3 separate regions of the Homo sapiens genome follow, and all the other regions are linked to region 1. Evidence: read pairs that join two places in POLR2A ChIA-PET (ENCODE). Cell type or tissue: MCF 10A. All regions are shown on one strand. Region 1 has its middle 50 kb from the start of RREB1. Region 2 overlaps RREB1 (ras responsive element binding protein 1). Region 3 overlaps RREB1 (ras responsive element binding protein 1).

Region 1 (8,000 bases):
GATGGGGTCTTACCATGTTGCCCAGCTTGGTCTCGAACTCATATGGGCAGGCTCAAGCAATCCTCCTCTCCCAATCTCTCAAAGTGCTGGGATTACAGGAGTGAGCCACCACACCTGGCCTGGATTTTCTACATTATTTTCTGGATAGAGAATCCAGTTCAACTGGCAAAAGTCATTATTTTCATTTATGGTGTTTGCTTAAACTGCAGAACAGCTGTAGTTGAAAGATCACAAATTCTATACTTTGAATAGTCTTGCATTCTGAATGAAAATAACAGAGTTATACAAAAGTTTTCTTGGAACTTGAACACATTCATGATCTTAGATTTTGTCACCCTGTTAAGGAGCAGGATTTCCTTCTATGTAAGATAATTAGACTTTAAAATTTTGGTTCAAACCAGAATTGTTGCTATAGAAATACATTGAAAATTTAAGTAAAATGAAGTGGCAAACTTCCTTTTTCCTCTCATCCTTTCTGCCTACCCCCATATTTCATCTCTGAATTCATGAAACATTTATATCTAGGGTGATCTGCATTTTAGCTGTAAATCAGATTAATAAAGCAAATTAAAGAATGAGTATCTGTTAAGAAAAGATTACCAATAGGGTTCTTCATATTGTGAAGTGTTCCTGTATATTTAGAACGTTTGATATATACATTTTGGGGCACTTTTCAAGAAATCATCTACGTATAGCAGGTTTTCACATAGATTACCGTGGGCAATGCGCTTGGAACCATTTACTCACTGACACCCTCAAAATATTTTTTGAATGAATGTTTTAAACATCTGAGCCACCTATTCTTGTGCAGATCTATGTTTAACACTTTGAGAGTTACAGAGAAGTAAGTATATGCATGTTCTTTTAAGAGTCAAAGGGTTCAACAGCTAGATGACAAATATAAGAAGTTTAACTGTTTTAAATATTTTTTTAGAGACAGGGTCTCACAAGGTTGTCCAGGCTGGAGTGCAGTGGCTTTTTTTTTTTTTTTTTTTTTTTTTTGAGATAGAGTTTTGCTCTTGTTGCCCAGGCTGGAGTGCAGTGGTGTGATCTCAGCTCACTGCAACCTCCGCCTCCCAGATTCAAGCAATTCTCCTGCCTCAGCCTCCTGAGCAGCTGGGATTATAGGCATGCGCCACCATGCCTGGCTTATTTTGTATTTTTATTAGAGACGGGGTTTCTCCATGTTGGTCAGGCTAGTCTCGAACTCCCGACCTCAAGTGATTCGCCTGTCTCAGCCTTCCAAAGTGCTGGGATGACAGGCGTGAGCCACCGCACCCGGCCAAGAAGTTTAACTGTTGAAGAGTTAAATAAAAACACCAGTAAGGCCAGGCACAGTGGCTCACGCCTATAATCCCAGCACTCTGGGAGGTTGAGGTGGGTGGATCACTTGAGCTCAGGAGTTGGAGACCAGCCTGGCCAACATGGTGAAACCTTGTCTCTCTACTAAAAATACAAAAATTAGCCCAGGGTGGTGGCGCAAGCCTGTAATCCCAGATACTCTGGAGGCTGAGACAGGAGGATCACTTGAACCTGGGAGGCGGAGGTTGCAGTGAGCGGAGATTGCACCACTGCACTGCAGCCTGGGCAACAGAGCCAGACCCTGCCTCAAGAAAAAAAAAAGTGAAAAAAAATGTGCATAAAAAGAGATGATGGATTCACTTACGAAAGTTTCCATGAGTTGGCCAGGCGCGGTGGCTCACGCATGTAATCCCAGCACTTTGGGAGGCCAAGGCGGGCGGATCACGAGGTCAGGAGATCGAGACCATCCTGGCTAACACGGTGAAACCCCGTCTCTACTAAAAATACAAAAAATTAGCCGGGCACGGTGGCGGGCACCTGTAGTCTCAGCTACTGGGGAGGCTGAGGCAGGAGAATGGCATGAACCCAGGAGGCGGAGCTTGCAGTGAGCCAAGCTAGTGCCACTGCGCTCCAGCCTGGGCGAAAGAGCGAGACTCTGTCTCAAAAAAAAAAAGAAAGTTTCCATGAGTTGAGAAGTGGAATAATAAGAGTTTTTTTAAAGTTTTTTCTTCTTCTATTTATTCTCTAAAATGTTGGTAATAAACCTGTACTGCTTCTGTATAAGAGATTTGCTCTTTTTGAGGAAACATTGCCGGGAAGCCACTGTATGAGTGACTGTCAATGAAGTGTCAGACAAAAAGTGCCCAGGAACTTCCAGAAAGGCCAGAGAGCAAAGCAGGCTGGGCCAAGAGGACTGTGTGGAGTACTAGGAACCAAGTTTAGCTTTGTCAAAAGTAGAACGCAGAGGGAACGAGGGAAGGGAGAGGGGAAGGAAGAAAGGTTCAGATGTTGCGGGGTGCTGGGTGTGTTCTGGGAGGGTGGCTGTTAGGTGGCAGCCATCAGGAAGTGCTTCAAAGGGAGATGGTAGGACTTGAACTTAGGCCTTAAAGGCTGTACATGATTTTATACCTAGTGAGAGAGAGGCATTCCTAGTGGCATAAGCCTAGTGAGATAAGCCAAGAGGCAGCAATTTGCACGACACCTTTGGGGAATTTGAATAGGTCAGCTTTGCTAGAAGAGATGGATCATGTATGAAATCTGTCATTTAATGATAGATTATAGTGTTAGGCCCTTATATGCAGGTAATAGGGAATTATGAAAGGATTTTGAGCAGGGGAAATACATGGTCAAAGTTGGATTTGGGGAAAGTTAATCTTATAGGTCCGATTGGAGTGGGAGTTTAGGGGCCATGAATGGCTATTGCAGGGAACCAAGGGGACCTGGACAAGGATAGTATCAATGGGAATTGCTTGGAACACAATGCTTTGTGAGTTGTTATGAAAGAAAAATTGTCATCATTTTATAGTGTTTAGATGTGGAAGGCAGGAGATTGAAGAGTCCAAGATGACAGAGGATTTAAATCCAGAGAGACCTTGAGAGGTGGGACTATCAACAGAAATGAGAACAGGAAGCCAGTGTTCAAGGTAGGTTGAAGGGTTGATTTGCATTTAAGGCTAGGAGGGGTAGCTGGGTTTAGGTGAGTTAGGGGCAATCGATGGGTCAGGGCTGAAACTAGAGCTGTGAGTCATCTATATAGAGGTGATTATCATTCACACGTGTGAATGAGCACCTAAATTTGAATTTGGTGGCAAAGGACTAGTTTTAGGGAACATTCACAATTAGAACTTGCCTCAAAATATAATTTTGCAGGCCGGGAGCAGTGATATGCTTGTAATCCCAGCACTTTGGGAGACTGAGGCGGATGGATCAGTTGAGGCCACGAGTTCGAGACCAGACCTGGGTGACAGAATGAGACTCTGTCAAAAAAAATTTTTTAATATATATTTATATATAAATTAACATTAATAAATGTAAATGTATTAATAAAATTACATATATATGTAATTTTGCAGATTGTCCTCCTTCCTCATAGAGTGTAAGTTAGTCATTCCTTGGCTTTAGTTAGAACCGATACGCTGACTCAGCACTGTTCCAACCAAGTGCTTTAACCCAGCGGCTCCCTAACCTGCCTCATCAGATTAAGAGGCCGCACCACATAGTTGTTGCACCAGAATCTCCTGGGCCAGCAGTCCATTTTTTTTTTTTTTTTTTTTTTGAGACAGAGTCTCGCTCTATCACCAGACTGGAGTGCAGTGGCGCGATCTCGGCTCACTGCAACCTCCACCTCCTGGGTTCAAGTGATTCTCCTGCCTCAGCCTCCCGAGTAGCTGGGACTACAGGCGCGTGCCACCATGCCCAGCTAAGTTTTGTATATTTAGTAGAGACAAGGTTTCGCCACGTTGGCCAGGCTGGTCTCCGTCTCTTGACCTCAAGTGATCCACCCGCCTGGGCCTCCCAAAGTGCCAGGATTATGGGCATGAGCCACCGTGCCCAGCCAGTCTGTATTTTTAATAAGCTTTACAGGTCACTCCGGTATGGATCATTTTGGGGAACCAGTTTCTTAGCTAGTTTGTTGTAGAGCCTGAGACCTTCCCGTGAGACCTCCTATGTCTCTCCCAGGGAGAGAAAGAGCTCAAACTTTTTATGAGTTCGTTTCAACCTGTCCTTTTGCTTTTGTATATGATGGACGGTCATTGATAGTGGTGCTCAAAGTTGTTTTTATCCAGATGACCTGCTGCTTTCCAAATTTAGCACTGGTCTGAAAGAGTGGAGGGATGTGTCAGAAGTCCTCTGCCCTGCTGCTAGGCTGGAAGGAGATTTGGGTTGAAGAGCTATGTGGAGAGTGGAGAGTGACTCAAACTTTGTACATTGAAGCTTGTTGGAATGATGCAATCACCCAGGCATTGGACAGACCACTTCCTGTACCTTTGGATACACAGACCCAGGGTGTGGTATTTGGCAGTACTCTCAGGAGTAGGCTGGCTGATCCTCTTCAAGGGAGCTGAGTAGTCAGAGGTAAGGCCAGGCAGGCTGCAGGCTCCAAACCCACAAATGTTTCTAGTTTAGAGATAGATGGATTGTCAGAAACTTGGAGGGGGATTTCTAAAAGGTGATGAGTATGAACACCTTTCTCAAGGAATACCTGGCTCTCTAGGTATATGTTTCTTTCTTTATTGTCAGAAGACAAATGTCTGTCCTGTGGAGCAGCAGTTACACACGTTGTCACAGCCAGCTTTGAATTAGTTTGATGCTGATGATCTGCCTACAATTATCATTTGCTCTTCATTTTCCCATTTGGTTTATAAGCTGTAAAGAGACGAATTCACCTGTCTATATTATTACATGCCTGGTGAATGAGCAGGCGGAAATGAATGTTTAAAATTGATGGTGGAGGGTTTGAGGGGTAGGATCACACCACACCCCACACCCCATACCCGACTCCAGCATCACATACACAGAATTCAAGCTGTCCATTTTTCTAAGTCTCTAACTGTTGAAGCCAAGGGTGGGTCATTTTGTTATTGCTCCACCCCTACCCAATAAACAGTGGAAGTTGATAGAGTCTAGTGGGGTTTTTTTAATTGTGGGAAAGTATACATGTAAAATTTATTATTATGGCTTGAAGCCGGGAAGCAGAGGTCACAGTGAGACAAGATCATGCCACTGTACTCCAGCCTGGGCGACAGAGCGTGACTCCATCTCAAAAAATAAAATAAAATAAAATAATTTACCATCTGAACCATTTTTAAGCACACAGTTCAGTAGTGTTAAGTGTATTCACATTGTTGTGCGGGAGAATCTAGGTTTTTAAAAATCCATTTAGAATATAAGGAAGTATTCTAAAAATGTCAGAAAATGAAACCCAGAGTTATTAAAAAAAAACTATACATGAAAGAAAATAGTTTTATGTGCAAACACAGCATTTGTATTCTATCCTAAGAGAAGGCACATAGAATGTTTTTCTTGTAGGACAGGCTTGCCTGAGTCTGTCCTTTCACAGTAACTAATTTTAATCAGTACAGAGGAAAAAGACAATCTGGTGCTTGAGATGGCTTTAAGAAGCCAGAAATAGGCCAGGTGCAGTGGCTCATGCCTGTAATCCCAGCACTTTGGGAGGCCAAGGCTGGCAGATGACGAGGTCAGGAGTTCGAGACCTGCCTGCCCAACATGGTGAAAACCCATCTCTACTAAAAACACAAAAATGAGTCGGGAGTGGTGGTGTGTACCTGTAACCCCAGCTACTGGGGAGGCTGAGGCAGGATAATCACTTGAACCCGGTAAGTGGAGGTTGCAGTGAGCTGAGATTGCACCACTGCACTCCAGCCTGGGTGACAGAGCAAGACTCCGTCTCGAAAAAAAAAGACTGGGTGCGGTGGCTCACACCTGTAATGCCAGCACTTTGGGAGGCCAAGGTCTTAAAAAAAAAAAAGCCAGAAGTAGTGCTAGCATCTTGTTTTGTTGTTGTTTGTTTTTGAGACAGAGTCTTGCTGTGTCGCCCAGGCTAGAGTGCAGTGGCGTGATCTCGGCTCACTGCAACCTCCACCTCCCAGGTTCAAGCAATTCTCCTGCCTCAGCCACCTGAGTAGCTGGGACTACAGGTGCCCGCCACCATGCCCAGCTAATTTTTGTACTTTTAGTAGAGATGGGGTTTCACCATGTTGGCCAAACTGGTCTCAGACACCTGACCTCAAAGGATTCAACTGCCTCAGCCTCCCAAAGTGCTGGGATTACAGGTGTGAGCCACCAGGTCCAGCCTAGTGCTAGCATCTTGATACAGATGTTCAAGTTTTCTTGAACCTGTGAGTATACAATGAGAGGAGACATCCAGTCAACTGTGAATTTACAGATTTTAATTTACACAATTTCCTAGAGTTTCCACTTTGTTTTTCTATACTGTATGAAAATATTCTCTTGACAGACACTGAAAGTAGGTGATATTTGCCATTGTTTTCCTAGTGAAAGACAGCTTATTATTATATACGAAAATATGGATATCAGTGGCCAAAAAAATCCACATGGGCAGGGATCTTTACATCTGTTATCAGGTAAATGACCACATCGTTAAATGAAAGAATTTTGAAAGTTGAATAAATCTTACTTAAGATTCACAAGAAAGATTGGAAACATTATTGCCATTTGCTGAAGTTCTTAGTCAACCCAAACTGTATTAACAGTTCATTCTTTTTTTTTTTTTCACATTAGAAAATTTATTTTCACAACCACTTACTGTTTGCACTCAGTTGTTCATAATACCTACAAAACAGGTTTGAAGGCAGTCAGTCCAACAGGATGTGAGCTACAGTTCCAAAGAAGGTATGGTTTGTGTTTTACCAAAGGAGAAATGCCTTCCCTATGTATATGTCTCATGGCTTTGGGAATTTATAGCTTATTTAGCAACCCTCCATTTAAAAAGTGCTGCTAGATTTGAGGAAACTTATAGAATAATTCTGAGTTTCTCTTATCCAAAACTGCTTCAGTAAACTTTTGCTTATCAGTCTTGAAAAGATGTGTTAAAACCAGTTTGGCAACTTTTTAAATATAGCATGCTGGAAGGCCTTGAGAGAAGAGTTTTGAAGCAATATCAGTGTTGGAACTAAAAGGGAACACTTTTATTTATTTATTTATTTATTTATTTATTTATTTATTTTTGAGACGGAGCCTTGCTCTGTCACCCAGGCTGGGGTGCAGTGGCGCGATCTCGGCTCACTGCAATGTCTGCCTTCTGGGTTCACGCAATTCTCCTGCCTCAGCCTCCTGAGTACCTGGAACTACAGGCATGCACCACCACACCCAGCTAATTTTTGTATTTTTAGTAGAGACGTGGGTTTCCCTATGTTGGCCGGGTTGGTCCTGAACCCCTGACCTCAAATGATCTGCCCATCTCGGCCTCCCAAAGTGCTGCTTGGATTACAGGTGTGAGCCACCGTGCCCGGCCTAAAATGGAACACTTTTAAACAAGAATATTCATGATGCACATTTCTCTGTATTTGGAGGGCTCATCTTTTAAAAACCAAGTTTTTGTGATAGGACTGAATTAGTGGAAGAGTTCTCAATGGTAGAACCATACCCAGCATAGGCAATCTAGAGCTTTGTTAAGAACTCAGGAGATTGTTTATGCTGTATGATACCTACATATTCACAACCTTGCCTCCCACTCCATTCCATAAAACTTACTGGAATCTGTTTACAAGCAGTCTTTACACAGATATGTGAATACTTTGTACTACAATAGCATAGACATACGGTATTTCAAATGAGAGTTCTCTCTAAAGGCTTGATTTGGAAGTCATAGTTATTTTTAATAAGGCCGGGCATGAAGGCTTACGCCTATAATCCCAGCACTTTTGGAGGCCGAAATGGAAGGATCACTTGAGGCCAGGAGTTCGAGACCAGCCTGGTCAACACAGTGAGACCACATCTCAATTTTTTTAAAAAAGTTGTTTAAAAAATAAGGTACAGTCACTCTAGCAATTTGAAAGGTATGAATCAACTATTTTATATTGCAGTTCTAGAATATGTTTGTCCTTCCCAGTGCAGTATAGTCACGAGTTTCAGTGGAATTGCTGAAGGAAAGGGGCAGCTGATTCATATTTCTGCATCACAAATCTATATAGAAAAGACAAGTTGAGATGGCTCTG
Region 2 (8,000 bases), 87 kb after region 1:
CCCGCGTCAGGGCTCCACGGCCGCAGGGGCCCCCTCGGGCCGCCCCCAGGGCTCCCGCGGTGGGTGTCCGGTGAGCGGGTAGCGAGGCCATCAGTCAGGGCGGCGGGCGCCGATTGGCTGGCGGGCTGGCGGGGGCCGGGCGGGGCGGGGCTCGGTGTTCGTTCGCGCTGGCGTTCCCCCGTGAGTAGAGCCGCGTCTTCCAGCGGATCTTGCCGCACTTTCCTCAGTTGCGAAGGGCACGGCCGCTGGGGACACAACCTAATGAACAACCGGAGCTCTTCAGAGATGCCTTTAGCAACTCAGCTCCTTAAAAATAATAAATTCCTCTTAGGGAAAGATTAGAAGATGAGTGTGCTTGGAGCGAACCCGTGCCCGCCCCCCCGCCTTTTTTGGCTAGAGGGCATTTAGCCTGTGACCACTTTTAAATTTTCACAAGATTTGCATAGACATGAGCATGCCCACTCGCATTATGTAATTATTTCCCCAAATAAGTCCCCATTGAAACATTTGGCTTCCCCGATGGCTATTTCAGAATAAAAACATGTAGCAGGGTATTTCATGATGGGTAGCTCCAAAAACTTTTGTTTAAAAGAAAAACCACGTATCTAGAAAATGCTCCTTTAAGCCTTTTTTGACGAGGAGGAGGGGTGCAGACACTTGCCTGCGGCAAAGTGAACCTGGAAGGAGCGGGGCGTGTGTAGGACAGAGCCCAGGAGAACGGGCAGCCGGGTGGCCGGGCCAGGAAGCAGGGCCTTTCTGGCCCTTTCCGCAGAGGGCTGGATAATTGCCTCTCCTTTCTAAAAGGAGCCGTTTTCTGGGCCGGGAGCGGTGGCCCTCGCCCATAGGCTCACGCTCGTAATTCCAGCAATTTGGGAGGCCCAGGCAGGCGGATCATCTGAGGTCAGGAGTTCGAGACCAGCCTGGCCAACATGGTGAAACCCCGTCTGTACTAAAAAAAATACAAAAATTAGCTGGGCGTGGTGGCGTGCGCCTGTGATCCCAGCTACTCAGGAGGTTGAGGCAGGAGAATCGCTTGAACTTGGGAGGTGGAGGTTGCAGTGAGCCGAGATCGCGCCACCGCACTCCAGCCTGGGCAACAAGAGTGAAACTCCGTCTTAATTTAAAAAAAAAAAAAAGGCTATTTTCTGAGAATGGAGGTGGAGGACCACACAAAACCCAGCCAGTTCTCGTGGCTTCCGCTTTTACACCCTCCTCCGAGAGCCGGCTCCCATGCCCTTCCCAGCTGCGCTGCCCTCGGCACCACCGGGTGCGTCCCCCCGCAAAGCTGGACGCCCTTGTGTCCTCCCGCCTGCCCTCGGTGTCAAGTCTCCCTCCAGGACGCAGTTTCTCGATGTTCTGTACTGGAAGTACATCACCGGTGAGGGCAGCAGGTCACTGTTTGGTAACCATCAGGCTGTTCCGGTGGCTAAAGGTTGCCTGCTGCCAGGCGCCTTGCTGAGTGTGCCCTGCCTTAGTCTGAGACAGTTCGTGGGGTCAGGCTTGACCCCCAGCAGGCCCGCTTCATGAGCTGGCGCCTCTGCAGCCATGTGATGGGCGGAGCCACGTGGGGCTAGCTTACCAAGCCAGGGCACTGACTTCTGCCCCAAGGCCGGGCAGGGAGGACCCCAGCACCGGCCACTCTAGGACCCTAGAATGAGTTCAGTGACTTTACGTGGCACCCCCTCTTTCCACTTTGAGACTTACCTCACTTTTGCTGCACCACCTTTGGTGGTCGCTTTTCTCTTAATAGTGATTCTTCATTCTTCATGGGGGGATAACTTTTCTCTTCTACACATGCTGGGACCCCTCTCCAGGAGGTTCTGGTGGAGCATGAACCAGTGGCTGGGGCATTGGAAGCTTCCCAGGCGATGCAAATACAAAGCCCTAATAAAGCTTTCAAAACTGCGTTAGAAACAGGTCACTTTTACATTTGTGTTGGAAACTTGTCTTGAGACAAATGAATACATTTGAGCCACTGGGATTTTTGGGGAAAATACAGCTAAAAGGGTTAGGAAATGATACATAAGGAAATTCTCCCATCTGATGCTGGCTGGCTTGCTTGCTTGCTGCAAACCCGAGTGTTTTCTATTAAGTGAGGCATTGTGGTTCCTATGCTAGCCCTGATGGGCCTTCAGCACTGGCAGGTGTAAATGCGGCTCATTAATTTTTTAAGAAGTTGGAACTCTGACAGTTTTCAGGGATGCTGAGTAGCTGGTACCAGATGTTTCTTTTGTTAAGGGCATGGAGAGGCAGTGTCACAGGTAATCAGGCTATGGTCGTTCACTCCCTTGGTCTGAGACTATGCGTTTTGTGGTGCTGAATGTTTTCTTAAACCAAGAAGGGTGTGGGGAGGTGCATGTTCTGGTTTCTAGTTGGGCTTTCCCCCGACACTGGCTCTTGCAGTATTATCTTAGGTAGAGGTGTTGACTCAATTATCATTAGACCCAGCTCCTGTTGGAAGAGAGTAAATGGTGCTTGGGGCCTCTTTATCTAGACCGTTTTGCCACCGCTGAAGTGACAGCCTGTGCTTCTAACTGAATTCAGTCCTTTTTTTTCACTCCCTTTCTGTGGAACAACAGCAAAGTCGGCTGCTCATCATTCGGGTGCAGACTTTACAGCCTCTGAACAGCCTCTGCTTTTGCAGTTTATGAATGCACCATTTGTTGTTTTGAGCACAACTGTTAGATACAACTGGCCTCTGCAGCCCACTCTGCCGGCGACCAGTGTGCATCACTGCAGCCTTTTTTTCTTTCTTTTTTTTTTTTTTTTTTTGCATAGGCCAAATTTTTGCTTTAAATACCACCATTTTGTCCACACTAGAATTTCTTTGACCCAACTTACATTTTTTCAAATGTAAGTTTCAGAAATAAGGTTTTAATTTGCTCAAACTGTTGGTCTAGGGATCCTGAATAAGTGCAAGTATTTTACTTTATTAAAGGGGGAATTGTTTTTGTGGCTTGGTTTTGCACACTTTTTTTTTTATATTCTCAAACATGTGACTTCCAAATTTTCCTTTAAATTGGGTTGAAGTTAGAAAGTTTTATTATTTCCTAAGTCATTATATTTTTTCTTTTTGAGCTTTATGCACAAATAATGTTTTCAGTTTAGAACTTAAGATCTTAAATGTTCTCATAACAAAAAATAAATATATGAGGTTATAGATATGTTAGCTTGATTTAACCATTTCACAATGTATACATGTATCAAAACCTCACCTGTACACTGTACATATACAATTTTAATTTGTCAACTATATTATAATGTGAAACTTAATTTTTAAAACTGAATTTAAGGGAAACTGTCAAAACCAAACTTTACAATGTGGTATTGAAGAGTATTTATAAGTAACTGTTTAATTTCTCATTCTTCTGCTCTTGAAACATGGTCTTATCCAAAGGTGATAGCATTAATGTTAGGATTTTCACTTCTGTTTTGTTTTTCTCACATAGACATTCTTTGGCCCTGTGTAATTATATAGGTGCTGTGTTCTCTGGTTGTATACATTGACATTATTCCTTTTTTTTTTTTCACAAATTATTTCTATTTCTTTGTATTTTAGTTAATGAAGTATATTTTAATCTTTTTCTACTGTGCTTTACATATTCAACAACTGGTTCAAATTGTCAGTTCTAACTGCTTTTAGGCCTTGCTTCTCCCAAGGAGATACATTTCTGTTAAGGCAGCAGTAAACATCTTACAGCAACCAACTCTATGTGCCTTGGTATCCTGGAGCTTCCAAAAATGAAACAGTCACTTGTTGAAAATGAAGAAGCTTTCTGTAGTTGAATTTTGAAGTAGATATATTTATTTGTTGTCCTTCAGCGAGGTTATGAAGGCCCTGGGTTACATCTGCATTTTTTATAAAATTGCGACATACAAACATAGTTAAGGGGGGAAAGTGTAATCTTTTGTGAGAGTCATGCTTTCTTCTTCGTCTCACCGTGTAGAGGGGAAGATCTGTCTTTTTATGATTAAAAAAGACACCCATTCTTTCCACTACCTGAAGAATCTTGAAGGTCCATGTGAAGACAAAGCAGCCATAAACAACAAGTTAGAGGGAAAACGAGCTTGTGTGTTAGTGCTTCCAAGAGCAGTTTTCTCAGCTCTGATCTGTTGTAATTTTCAGAGCAGGTTTACATGTGTGGTCGCATGTTTTGGTGGTTGGTTTTGACCTGGACCTTTCAACTGAGCAAAGTCTCCTTGGACTTTTCTCCTTTTCCCATAGTTTCTTGCTGGCTTCTACCTGTGATTAGTATGTGTGTTGCTTAAAATGGCAACTGAAACATCACCAGGAATTTTCACCAGGTAGAAACTGCTTTTCCTGTATCAAAACAACCAGTACAGCTTAGCTGATGCTTCTGTTGCTAAGCAGGTAAATTTCTGGTCTTCAGGCTGCCCTTATTAACCCTGTAAATGCCTAATGTCAACCGAAGAAGAAGAAGAAAAGAACTTGATGCTTCCTTCTCACCTTAGTGCTTTGTTCAAGTGCGTGAAAACTGGACCTAGCTCAGCCTAATTTCCATGTATCTATTTTAGAGGACCTAACCTCGATTAACCTATTTTGCAGGGTCAGGAGGAGAATTGGGAGATGGAGAGGGCCTGTGAGGTTGGTAGTTTCCAGTGAAATGTCAGCCCCAGTAGCTGATAGTGGAAGTCTTATACTAGATGACCAAAATTATGGGTTTATTTCAGCCAGTAATGGGCCCCGTCTTTTTCTTTGGGACTTTTCTCTGCCTGTAGCTGCCCCTATGCCTGTGGGGAGAAGAAGAGGGAAGAAAGGGGTTGCTGTTTGCATCTATTTGCCAGAAAGGAGTTAACAGAACATACCGCAGAACAGGTTGGGCAAGACTGTTAAAGCCAGTGCCTTCCTCTCTCTTTCTCTCTCTCTCTTTCCCTACCCCCTACGCCACCTCTCCGTATCCCTCTCCTTCCTGCTCTGCGCACCGTCTCCCCACCGCCCCCCAGGACTTTAATACATCTTCAGACTATACTCCCCCCACCAACACACACACACAGATACACACACACACTTCAGTATCTGGCTTTCCTTCTAGGCAGAACATGGATGTGAATAAAACACTTTGTGGAGCCTGTTGTGTGAGAAGCAGGCAGCGGCTGTGGGCCTCAGCCTTGCCATCTGTTTCTAGAGCAGTCTGTGGCCCGCTTACCATGCCCTCTGTCATGTAACATAGGCCCCATTCAGCAGCAGCATTCTTGAATGTGCATTTATGTCTCTGTGGGACCGGGGGTAGATGGCCTGAGAGGGGGAAAGCAGGAGATGGGAGGGGAGGAGGCGAGGTGGGGACGGAGAAGGAAGTGTGTGCACACGCAGACAGCCTGGGAGGGCAGTGAGGTGGAGTCACTGCAACTCGGTGCCAGCAAGTCAGGAGACATTACTGCTGGAAGTATCCACAGTTAGCTCTGACTTAGGGGACGTCTTGTGGCCATAAATGTGGAGGAACCGAGCTCTTTAAAAGCCAGTTTGGGTCTGATATAAGTTCTGCTTCGTGTTTGTGTCCATTCACTCCGTAAACATACCATATATAGTCATGTTTGAGCTCACTATAACACACATTGCAAGGGAGCCGCTCATAGTGCACACATCCTTTGGCTGTTAGAAGCAGACTCACATAGGCTATTTCTGGTGTGTCGTGGCTTTCTTCTTTCTTTTTTTTTTTTTGGTGGGGAGGAGGTGGTGGGGGAGGGAGAGGAAAAGGAGCTCTTTTTCCTTCCATCTTCACACTGGTTGGAAGATGTTTCTGATTCTAGTTTGTCTGGCACTCTGAAAGCTAAGGAACTGTATTGTCATGGCAGAAGAAACAATTCTCTGTGTGCATCTGTTTTAGAATGAAACCGTACTTTTCTTAGTATCTTAACATCACATGCATTTTGTAGTTTATGGTCTCCAGTCTCCAGCTGTTTTTGGAGCACCTTCTAACTTTGAGAGGGTGAGCTCTAGCCTGTAAAATGGACTGTGGGTGGCTCGTGGAGAAGGTGCCCTGGTGTGCTTTTCTGTGTCCTCTCTGGATTCTCCCTGAGCTGTCCACCTCTGAAGCCTGCTTCACCTTCAGACTGCCAGGGCAAGACATGCAGCTTCTGCAGAACTCATGGCAGCCGTTTTCCACTTGGCCGAGCTGGGTCTGTGAAGCAGAGAGGAATCAGTAATAGGAAAGAAATGTAGTTGTTTTTTTCCCCCTTAGAATACCTACCATACTGCATTTCAGCTTGGAGTGCGCAGCATGAGGCATTTGTGGTTCAGAAAAGAGGTCTTCCTTTTTCCTCCTCCTGTTTTCTTTTCCTTCCTTCTCCCCAACTCCCCAAAGGCTTACTGCCTTTCTTCTCAGGCCACGTGTGTAGATAACCTTTGAGGAAAAGATGGTTTCCGTGCTGGGATATTTGGATATTACCTAAAGGGACAAGATGAGCCCTTTCTTTGCCTTGTTTTCTTTCTCTGGCCTCATCAGAGTGAATTATATCTGACTGTGTGACAGTTAATTGTACCATCCATCCCGTGTCCTAAGCTGATAAGCCCCTCTCTGTCTGCCTCCATCAAGCTTCTTTGTTTGAGAAGTTCCTAATGCAGTAGGAGAACAAAGTGACAGTTTTCTTATTTACTGAAGTCTCTAAAGCACATTCATAATGCTCTTCATTGTATCTTTCTTATAACTTCATTCCTTCAACTTAGGTAATTAAATTGTTCCATAGTACCAGTGATTGATAAGTTAAAACTTCCTCAGAAACATCAGTGAGTTCAGGAAAAAAAAAAAAAAGTTTGTGTTTTAAGCTGCGTGTATTCATTCCAAACTATTATTGGCTTGGTAGACAGTATTCACAGTAAGACACTGGACACTGCTGGATTGCCAATTACCATTGTGGATATAGCAGTTGATTAGCTAGCTGACTCAAAAGTAGTATATTGCTTATGTAGAGGTCGCTTATTTGGCATTCTTCGGTCCAGAATATTCAGCCGATGTGCTTGCGAGTGAGTGAGAGCCAGCAGGGTATACGTGGGGGGAGAGGTATGTAAAATAAAGTTTTCAAAGCCACAAAGGTGTTAGGAAGTCCTGGTACTAACACTCCTACCTTGATTCCCATTGATCCTTTAGGCCTGCACTTCAGCACTATTTATTCTTACTGTAGATACAGCCCTGGCCACCTTGTCTCACATTTTCCAGTCTACATTTCTGAGGCCAATGTTGGGGATGGAAAAAAGCCATCAGAAGGAGACACATTGACAACAAGCAGAAAAGATGTTAGGGGATGAGACAAGAATTCAAACGGCATGGCGGATTCCCATTGGGGGAATTTCACAGACTGGACAGAGGAGCCCTCTGTGTTATTTCTTAAAACTGCCTGTGTATCCACAATTATCTCAGGAAAATTTTCAATTGAGAAAAACAAGCATGGCCAACAGAGCCATGTGGTACAGTGGCAAAAGTAAAGTGGGGGGGGGTGGGTATGTCACTAGTTTCCAGAGGCAGCCTAGTGTAAGTTGTTCATCGTGATGATCCTGAGTCACCCCCACAAAAGGCTGAATTAATCATACATTGATTCACCATGCTATGCTTAAGGAAACAGGGAAGTTTGAAAGATACTTTAGAATGATTGACACCCAGGAGTTTTATATGGAAAATTAATTTCTGAATACTTTCCTTCCCCCTCAGTGATGTGCAGCTGCTTCATGAGTTAACATGACGTGTTAGAATAAACCTTTCAGTATAGTCAGACATATACTAAAATATTATATATTTTGCCCAGATTTGTAGAAAAAAAGTTATTCATTAACAGATTCAGATGATGTCCAAATACCATACCAGGTTGTCTGTATTCCCTTTATTTTTTGAGACAGAGTCTTGCTCTGTTGCCCAGAATGGAGTGCAATGGCATGATTTCGGCTCACTGCAACCTCTGCCTCCCAGGTTCAAGCAATTCTCCTGTCTCAGCCTCCCGAGTAGCTGGGACTAGAGGCGCGTGCTACCACACCCAGCTAATTTTTGTAT
Region 3 (8,000 bases), 71 kb after region 1:
GCTCAAGTGTGATAGCCTCTGGGAGGTGTTGTTTCTTTGTTGTTTTACTTTTCAAGCAGGAAGAGCCGTGTGGACTGGAGGGCAATGAGAGGAGGCTGTCCTGTCTCTTAGAGTGTGTTTGGGATGGGGGTTCCCAGTGTGCCTTGCTCCTTTGTGAGGGCATCGGAGCAAGTTATGGAACTGGCAGATACTGAATTACGGTAAGTACTTCAAGGTCTGTTTCCTGCTTCTTCCTGTCTGCGGAGAAGGACTGTTTTTTGTTTGTTTGTTTGTTTGTTTGTTTGTTTTGAGACGGAGTCTTGCTCTGTCGCCCAAGCTGGAGTGCAGTGGCACGATCTCGGCTCACTGCAACCTCCGCCTCCCGGGTTCAAGTGATTCTCCTGCCTCAGCCTCCTGAGTAGCTGGGATTACAGGTGCGCACCACCACACCCAGCTAATTTTTGTATTTTTAGTAGAGGCTGGGTTTCACTATGTTGGTCAGGCTGGCCTTGAACTGCTGACCTCGTGATCCGCCCGCCTTGGCCTCCCAAAGTGCTGGGATTACAGGCGTGAGCCACTGCGCCCGGCCTCGATTCCCCCCCGACCCATTCTTGTTGCCCAGGCTGGAGTGCACTACAACCTCCGCCTCCCAGGTTCAAGCGATTCTCCTGTCTTAGCCTCCCTAGTAGCTGTGATTACAGGCACACGCCACCACATCTAGCTGATTTTTTTATTTTTAGTAGAGATGGGGTTTCATCGTATTGGTCAGGCTGGTCTTAAACTCCTGACCTCGGGTGATCTGCCTGCCTCCGCCTCCCAAAGTGCTGGGATTACAGGCATGAGCCACTGTGCTGGCAGGACTGTTTTGAAACTAGTAACAGAGAATTACGTCTTGTGTGCTACCAGCTCAGTTATAACTGACCTATCTTCTCTATTTGCTACTGTTATTATCATTGTTATTTTGCTCACAGCAGCTGGGTAGTTTCAGCAAAATAATACTGAGAAGCAATCTGGATTAGGAGGCCAGCATTCTGGGCTCCTTTTTTCCCATCTGTGGAATACCACCATCAGCAAGCCTGCATCAAGAACCGTTTCTTGACACTTGCCCTGGGTACCAGCCTCTGGAAATGCAAGGATGGGTAAAACATGGTCCCTGCCCTAAAACTCGTCAGTGCCTCATAACCAGCAAGGACAAGTGGAGGGGCCTGCAAGTGGGAAGTGGTTGGGAAAAGAAGAGGAAGTGATGCTCTCAAATGTGCAGGGCTTGTCATGTGGAGGAGGATGATGTGGGGAAGGAAAACGTCCTTCTAGGCAAAAAGCAGTTTAAGTACAGGCCCTGGAGTATGAAAATATGAGGCTTAGTTGAGGACAGGGTAGGGCAAAAAGTGGAATGTGACTAGAGGATAGGGCTTAGGCGTGTTGTATTGAGTTGGAATGATGAGAAGTGTTGGCCCTGGAAAAATGGACGGGGGCTCGGTGGTGGAGTCTGTTGTGAGCCATCAAATGCTTTGGAGCAGGACTGTGATGTGAGCAGCTCTGTGGTTCAGAGAACTGCTAACCCTTTAGAAAATTTAAGTCGGAGAGAAGACAAGGTGTTTAGCAAACTGCAGTGTGAACTTGGAATTTGGTATTCTCTTTAACAGAATAACTTCTTCCCTTTTTTTTTACAAGAGATTTTTCAACCCAGGATATGTGGGCTGCCTTCTGAAGCCTTGTTAAATGATAGGGGAAAGGTGGGAACATTTATTTTCAGCAAATATAATTCAACAATGTTTAGACTTCCCTAATTGTGTTGTACTAGTTGGTACTTACTTAAGGTCATTAGAGATTGGAATTCTTTAGAGGAGAGGGACTCATTTCTCAAAAATATTGAGGATGGACACTGGGAGCTGAACTGGGACAATGTATTCCTCGTAACCACGAGTTTGGTGTGTCAGTTGGGAGTGACTGCAGGGTGGGATAGGTGTGAGCAGAGGGCCAGCTAATTTGCTGTCTTGATGACTCTGTGGGTGATGGCTTTAGGGGCTGGCAGCGTCTGGTGGAAATAGAATCTGTTCAAAAGGTGGAGCTGCCTTACAGCAATTGCCAGCTCGCTGCTCACCTGCAGAGCATGTGCCCTCATCTGGGTCACGACTCTGCCCCTCAGATGTTCCTGGTCCTCTGCTTGGATCCACCCCCTTCACTGCAGCTGAAACAGCCAACAAAGGAGCATCATGTGCCCGAGGCCTGAAAAGTTAGAGTGGATGTGAAGGAAGTCAGACTGCAGGCCCCAAAGACAATTAATGGTGTAGTAATTATTGTAGAGGCACAACATTGCCTTGTACTCTCAGGTTTTCAGAGTCCTCTGGGGAAGAAATACGAATTTTTTATAGCCTGACTTTATACATTTCAAAGCTTGTACTCATGGACTAAGGGACTTGGATGGGAGGGTTGTGCAAAATGGGGGTAGGCCTCCTGTAAACTTGGTGGGTTGGACAGAACACATACCTCAATCATTTCCATCACTGAAAACAGATTGTTTCATTTTATGATTTTCCGAATTGTTGGCGAACATTTTTTGTTTAGTTTTGTTTTTTCATGTGTTCTCGCATTTGAGATTGTGCAGGAGGAAGTAGGATTCTGGTAAGCTGAAGTGGAGCTTTTGGGGGACCTGGAGGGGAGCTGGGTTGGAGGCAGTGTCTGAAAGTGCTGCTTTTAGTGGGTTCGACCAGGGCACACTACTTAGGGGAAGCAGAGCACCATGTATGTCTCTGTGTGTAATCATCTCAACAACTTCATGAGGTGTAGCTGTTATTTTCTCCTTTTTAAAGACAGGAAACTGAGGCTTAGAGATGCTCCTGTTTCTGAGATCATGCAGCCAGTGACACATGACCAGGAAGCTTTATGGCAGGCTTTAAGAGTTGTTCTTTTAGATAATCTCAATATACGGTGATACCTGGAGAGTTTCTACCACTTGACTCAATTTGTTTGTCTTGGGGCCGGGCGTGGTGGCTCACACCTGTAATCCCAGCACTTTAGGAGGCCAAGGCGGGCAGATCACCTGAGTTCAGGAGTTCGAGACCAGCCTGGCCAATATGGTGAAACCCCATCTCTATTAAAAATAGAAAAATTAGCCAGGTGTGGTGGTGGGCACCTGTAATTCCAGCAACTCGGGAAGCTGAGACAGGAGAATTGCGTGAATCCGGGAGGCGGAGGTTGCACTAAGCTGAGATTGGGCCACTGCACTCCAGCTTGGGCAACAGAGTGAGACTCCGTCTCAAAAAAAAAGTTATGCTTTTGAGCTTAACACATTATTTGAATACCTCCAGCTTCATCTGAAATATCCTTAATTGAGCAATTGCTATGCTAGGTTTAGGCATGGTGGAGTTTGGTGTTTCTTGCCTTTGGGGAGTTGACATTATGAAAGGAATTCTTATGCCATGTGGACCCTGAGCCAAGTTCCCATGGGAAGGCCAAGGCTCACAGAAGCTCGCAGGAGTGGGTCTGCACTTCTAGGAAAAGCACAAGTAGGGGCTGAGAGCCCAGCAGGAAAGCAGGTTGGTTTTGAGTTTACAGTGTAATTTGGTGTTGAGGAAGGTGTCTGAGAAGATGGGTTGGAGGGATAGTGGGGCAAGGTGGAAGGTGGGGCAGGATTTGACCTTTTCTTCTTAATTTAAGTGGTAGGGAGTCCAAAGTTTTTGAGTAGAGAAGTCACAGTTGGCCTGCTTAGGCCTTGGAGACACCCTCAACAGTGGGCATGTGGTTTGTGTGTCTGTGCTTTGGGTGACTGCCGTGGCTCACTTCACTGTTTGCTTTTTGGCCTGAGGCAGAGAGTGCCTCCCATGGCAGCTCGTACAGGATGAACCAAGAGGCAGCACCCAGGATATCTGAATTGCCTAAAGCCACTGCAGTGATGTACACACATAGCGAAGCTTTATTTCTTTACAGCCATAGACTTGTTGAAAAGCTGAATCACATACTTTGCTTGATATTTGACTTTGTGGTTACCAATTCCAGGTGAGCCACCTTCGAGAGGGGTAACATCCTGTTGTCGGAAAGGTGCAGCCGGGCAGCAGGGAACCTGGGTTCCACTTTAGCCCTGACATAGAAGGTTTTGGTTCATGTCCCTTTGGTCTGGTAGGCCCCTTTTTGGTGCTTGTTTACGGAACTGATTTATCTTGTTTATAATGTTGGTAGACGGGTGTATATACCAAGACCTCTGGTTTACTGAAGGTAGGGCCAAGAGCTTTCCAGCAGTCTGTTGAGTGGAGCTACGGGTCAGTCAGCACACCTGGCCCAGAGCACCGTGAGCTGGTGAACCTACTTGTCCCAGGTGTTGTAGTGTGGCACTTGAGCCCACTCTACTGACTCTCCCCTCCCTCACTCAATTTTGGAGTCTTGCTGTCTTTGCCTGTTGCTGTTCTCTGCCTCAGCCCAAAAGGAGACAAGGAGTGCCTTCACCTGCCCTCACTGGGGGCAAGAGCAAGTCTGGATAAATGACTTTTACTGATAATTCCTCCAAATCATTTTTATCCTCCATAGCCAACACTCCTTCCTCTAAAAACCTGCAAAGTAGTAGTAGTAAATCCCTTTCCATTCCTCTCCTTTGCTCTTTCAGGCCTCTGGTAAAGCTGGAAGCGCCTGAAAGAGAGGCAACCGAAGCCAAGGCTGCCATAATCCACGCGCTCTGGACGTCACCCTGGGTGACTCAGATTTGGTTGCATTTGTCATTTCACAACCACCTGCATCTGATCCCACTGTGTGGGCAAACTGTCTGCTGGGAGTCTCTGCCTGGTGCCTGGTCTTGGGGGCATAGTGTTCTTCCCCAGAATTGCTTTTCCCAGCTGTTTCTCTATAGCTTTAGTCATGGGGTTCACTAGTGAAAGCTGCCATGCCTACCCTCCCCATTTACTTTTGTTAGTAGTCATTTCTTTTTTTTTTTTTCGAGATGGAGTCTTGCTCTGTCACCCAGGCTGGAGTGCCATGGCGTGATCTTGGCTCACTGCAACCTCTGCCTCCTGGGTTCAAGCAATTCTTCTGCCTTAGTCTCCCGAGTAGCTGGGCTTATAAGCACCTGCCACCACACCCAGCTAACTTTTGTATGTTTAGTAGAGATGGGGTTTTACCATGTCGGCCAGGCTGGTCTCAAACTTCTGACCTCATGATCCATCCACCTTGGCCTCCCAAAGTGTTGGGATTACAGGCGTGAGCCACTGCTCCTGACTGTTAATAGTCATGTCTTTTTTTTTTTTTTTTTTTTTTTTTTTGAGACGGAGTCTTGCTCTGTCGCCCAGGCTGGAGGTCAGTGGCGCGATCTCGGCTCACTGCAAGCTCCGCCTCTCGGGTTCACACCATTCTCCTGCCTCAGCCTCCGGAGTAGGTGGGACTACAGGCGCCCGCCACTGCGCCCGGCTAATTTTTTGTATTTTTAGTAGAGACGGGGTTTCACTGTGGTCTCGATCTCCTGACCTTGCGATCCATCCACGTCGGCCTCCCAAAGTGCTGGGATTACAGGCGTGAGCCACCGCGCCCGGCCAATACTCATTTCTAAGAAGCAAATATGTACCATCGTATGCCAGTCATGGTAAATGCTTTCTGTGCATTATCTTCATAGTCCTCACAACAGTCCTATTAAATTGGTATAATTATCCTCATTTTGCAGATTTGGAAGGTGGCATTTGGGGAGGTTACCCTAATCTTTTCAGTTACCTAACTTAATGTACAGGAGGCATTATACCTCTTGCAGTCTGTATTTCATCTGATTTAATCTTTGCATCAACTTAAAAGTTCACTGTTATTTCTGTTTACAGATGAGGAAGCTGGGGCTTAGTTTAAATAACTTGCCCAAGGTTACTCTAGCTAGTTAGTGAGGGAGTCTGAATTCAAACCCAGGCCAGTGTACTCCAATACAAGTGCTCTTCATCTTTTCACTTCTGCATTTGTTTTTTAAGTAAAAATATCCACTTTTGGGCTGACAAAGCTGATAGCTTCTCGAACTCCTGGCCTCAAGGGATCCTCCCATCTCTGCCTCCCAAAGTGGTAGGATTACAAGTGTAAGCCACACGCCCGGCCAAAGCTGATGGCTTCTATTGGATTTGTTTTCTAATGCTTTGTCCATTTTTAAATGGGGGAAGAAAGGGAGATAATGTACTATAGGTTAAGCTCCTTGAGGACTTTTTTTTTTTTTGGAGACAGAGTCTCCTCTGTCATCCAGGCTGGAGTGCAGTGGTGTGATCTTGGCTCACTGCGACCTTCACCTCCTGGGTTCCTGTGATTGTCGTGCCTCAGCCTCCCAAGTAGCTGGGACTACAGGCACATGCCACTACTCCCAGCTAGTTTTTGTATTTTTAGTAAAGATCGGGTTTTTTTGGTTTGTTTGTTTGAGACAGAGTTTTGCTCTTGTTGCCCAGGCTGGAGTACAATGGTGCAATCTCGGCTCACTGCAGCCTCTGCCTCCCGGGTTCAAGCGATTCTCCTGCCTTAGCCTCCGAAGTAGCTGGGATTACAGGCATGCGCCACCATGCCTGGCCAATTTTTGTATTTTTAGTAGAGACAGGGTTTCATCATGTTGGTCAGGCTGGACTCGAACTCCTGACCTCAGGTGATCTACCTGCCTCGGCCTTCCAAAGTGCTGGGATTGCAGATGTGAGCCACCGTGCCCAGCCGAGATTGGGTTTTACTGTGTTGCCCAGTCTGGTCTCCTGGGCCTCAAGCGATCCATCTACGTTGGCCTTCTAAAGTGGTGGGATTAGAGACGTGAGCCACCACGCCCAGCCACTTTTTGTTCTTTTTAAGCATTTTATTCACTGATGCCTCCCAAGCGCTTGCCATAGTGCCTGGCACATACTAGGTGCTCAGTCAGTATTTGTTGAAGGAATGAATGCGGTAGGGGTTATTTGACCTGTTTCACAGGTGGCGATATTGACACAGAGCAGTTGGGTGTCTTGCCCATAGGCATGCACCATTGTTGAAAACAGCTTTTGCTCTTCACACACAGATCTTTTTTTTCTTTTAACAGATTTTTTTTTTACAGGTATAAAATGGAAGTCATTAGACCTAAGTGATGGGATTGTAGAGTGTAATATAACACACTATAAATACCCCGTGTCTGGTATACAATGTCAACATTCAGTAAGTGACTGTGTTTGTTGTGGTTGGAGCTTCTTTTCTGCATGTGCCCTCATTTTGGGTAGGGTTGCCACACAGATAAGGAAACTTGAAAATTTGTGAGCCATGGAAACCTTTTAAAAACATGTTTAATTAATGCAGTGTTTCTATCTTTGCTATACTATCCATCAAGCAATACAAGTAGTCAAATTGGTGATAGGAGTTCACATCTATCCTGAGCAAGTCGACAAGTGGGTTATGACTGGCAAGATTTGATTAAATGATATTTGCATTTTCCCTGTTTACAATCGTAGAGCATTGCACTGGAAGGGGCCTCAGGGAAGCATGGTTCGTTTCTTTTCCTTATACCTCCTTAGCTTACAGGTGAGGAAAGTGAGGCCTGGAGAGATGCAGGGGGCAGGCTTGATGTGGAACTCTGGACTTGCATGTCACATTCTCTTAGACATCAGCTCACCCTGCCAAATCCAGGTGCCTGGACGGGCTTGTATGAACTTTTGTGGTGGAGCCACAATTATTCCTACTATGATGTTAGTAGCAGATTGTATCAATAATCCACCAAGAGCCAATACATCAAAATCAGGACTGTTTAAACATTGTTTTTTACCCATCATAAAATGTTCTTAGCCAGGCACCATGGCACACCCGGGAAGTCCCAGCCACTTGGGAGGCTGAGGCAGGAGGATCGCTTGAACCTGGGAGTTTGAAATCAGCCTGGGCAACATTGTGAGACTCCATCTCTAAATAAGTAAATGAATGAATGAATGAATGTTCTTATTCATTGTACATAATAAGAAGGAATATGAAGAAAAAACAAGTTATCCTAAATTAAGATTATAAATAGTCCTAAGGATTAAAAATTATTTTTTCATCAGAATTTTAATTATTTCACTGCACCTATGCCCATAATAGAAGAA

Evidence for each region. ChIA-PET counts read pairs that join two places held together with the same protein. Peaks named below come from ENCODE experiments on the same cell type or tissue, not always from the same donor. Only the 100,000 strongest peaks of a DNase experiment are listed, where the experiment ranks them.
Region 2: POLR2A ChIA-PET joins it to region 1 with 11 read pairs; 8 of 35 experiments call an interaction of 5 or more read pairs at or near these places.
Region 3: POLR2A ChIA-PET joins it to region 1 with 14 read pairs; 9 of 35 experiments call an interaction of 5 or more read pairs at or near these places.

What each region holds. Positions count from the first base shown.
Region 1 is chr6:7,054,327-7,062,326 of GRCh38, forward strand. No RefSeq gene overlaps it. Among named protein-coding and RNA genes, the nearest start is that of RREB1, 50 kb to the right of the region's middle. In MCF 10A, no CTCF peak of the experiment used is centred here; DNase peaks (open chromatin) are centred at 3,455 and 4,265.
Region 2 is chr6:7,141,099-7,149,098 of GRCh38, forward strand. All of the region lies in intron 1 of RREB1 (ras responsive element binding protein 1), which reads left to right. Among named protein-coding and RNA genes, the nearest start is that of RREB1, 37 kb to the left of the region's middle. RefSeq lists a silencer at 1-194 and enhancers at 275-404, 4,421-5,091, 5,350-5,499. In MCF 10A, no CTCF peak of the experiment used is centred here; a DNase peak (open chromatin) is centred at 113.
Region 3 is chr6:7,125,732-7,133,731 of GRCh38, forward strand. All of the region lies in intron 1 of RREB1 (ras responsive element binding protein 1), which reads left to right. Among named protein-coding and RNA genes, the nearest start is that of RREB1, 22 kb to the left of the region's middle. In MCF 10A, no CTCF peak of the experiment used is centred here; DNase peaks (open chromatin) are centred at 3,840 and 4,660.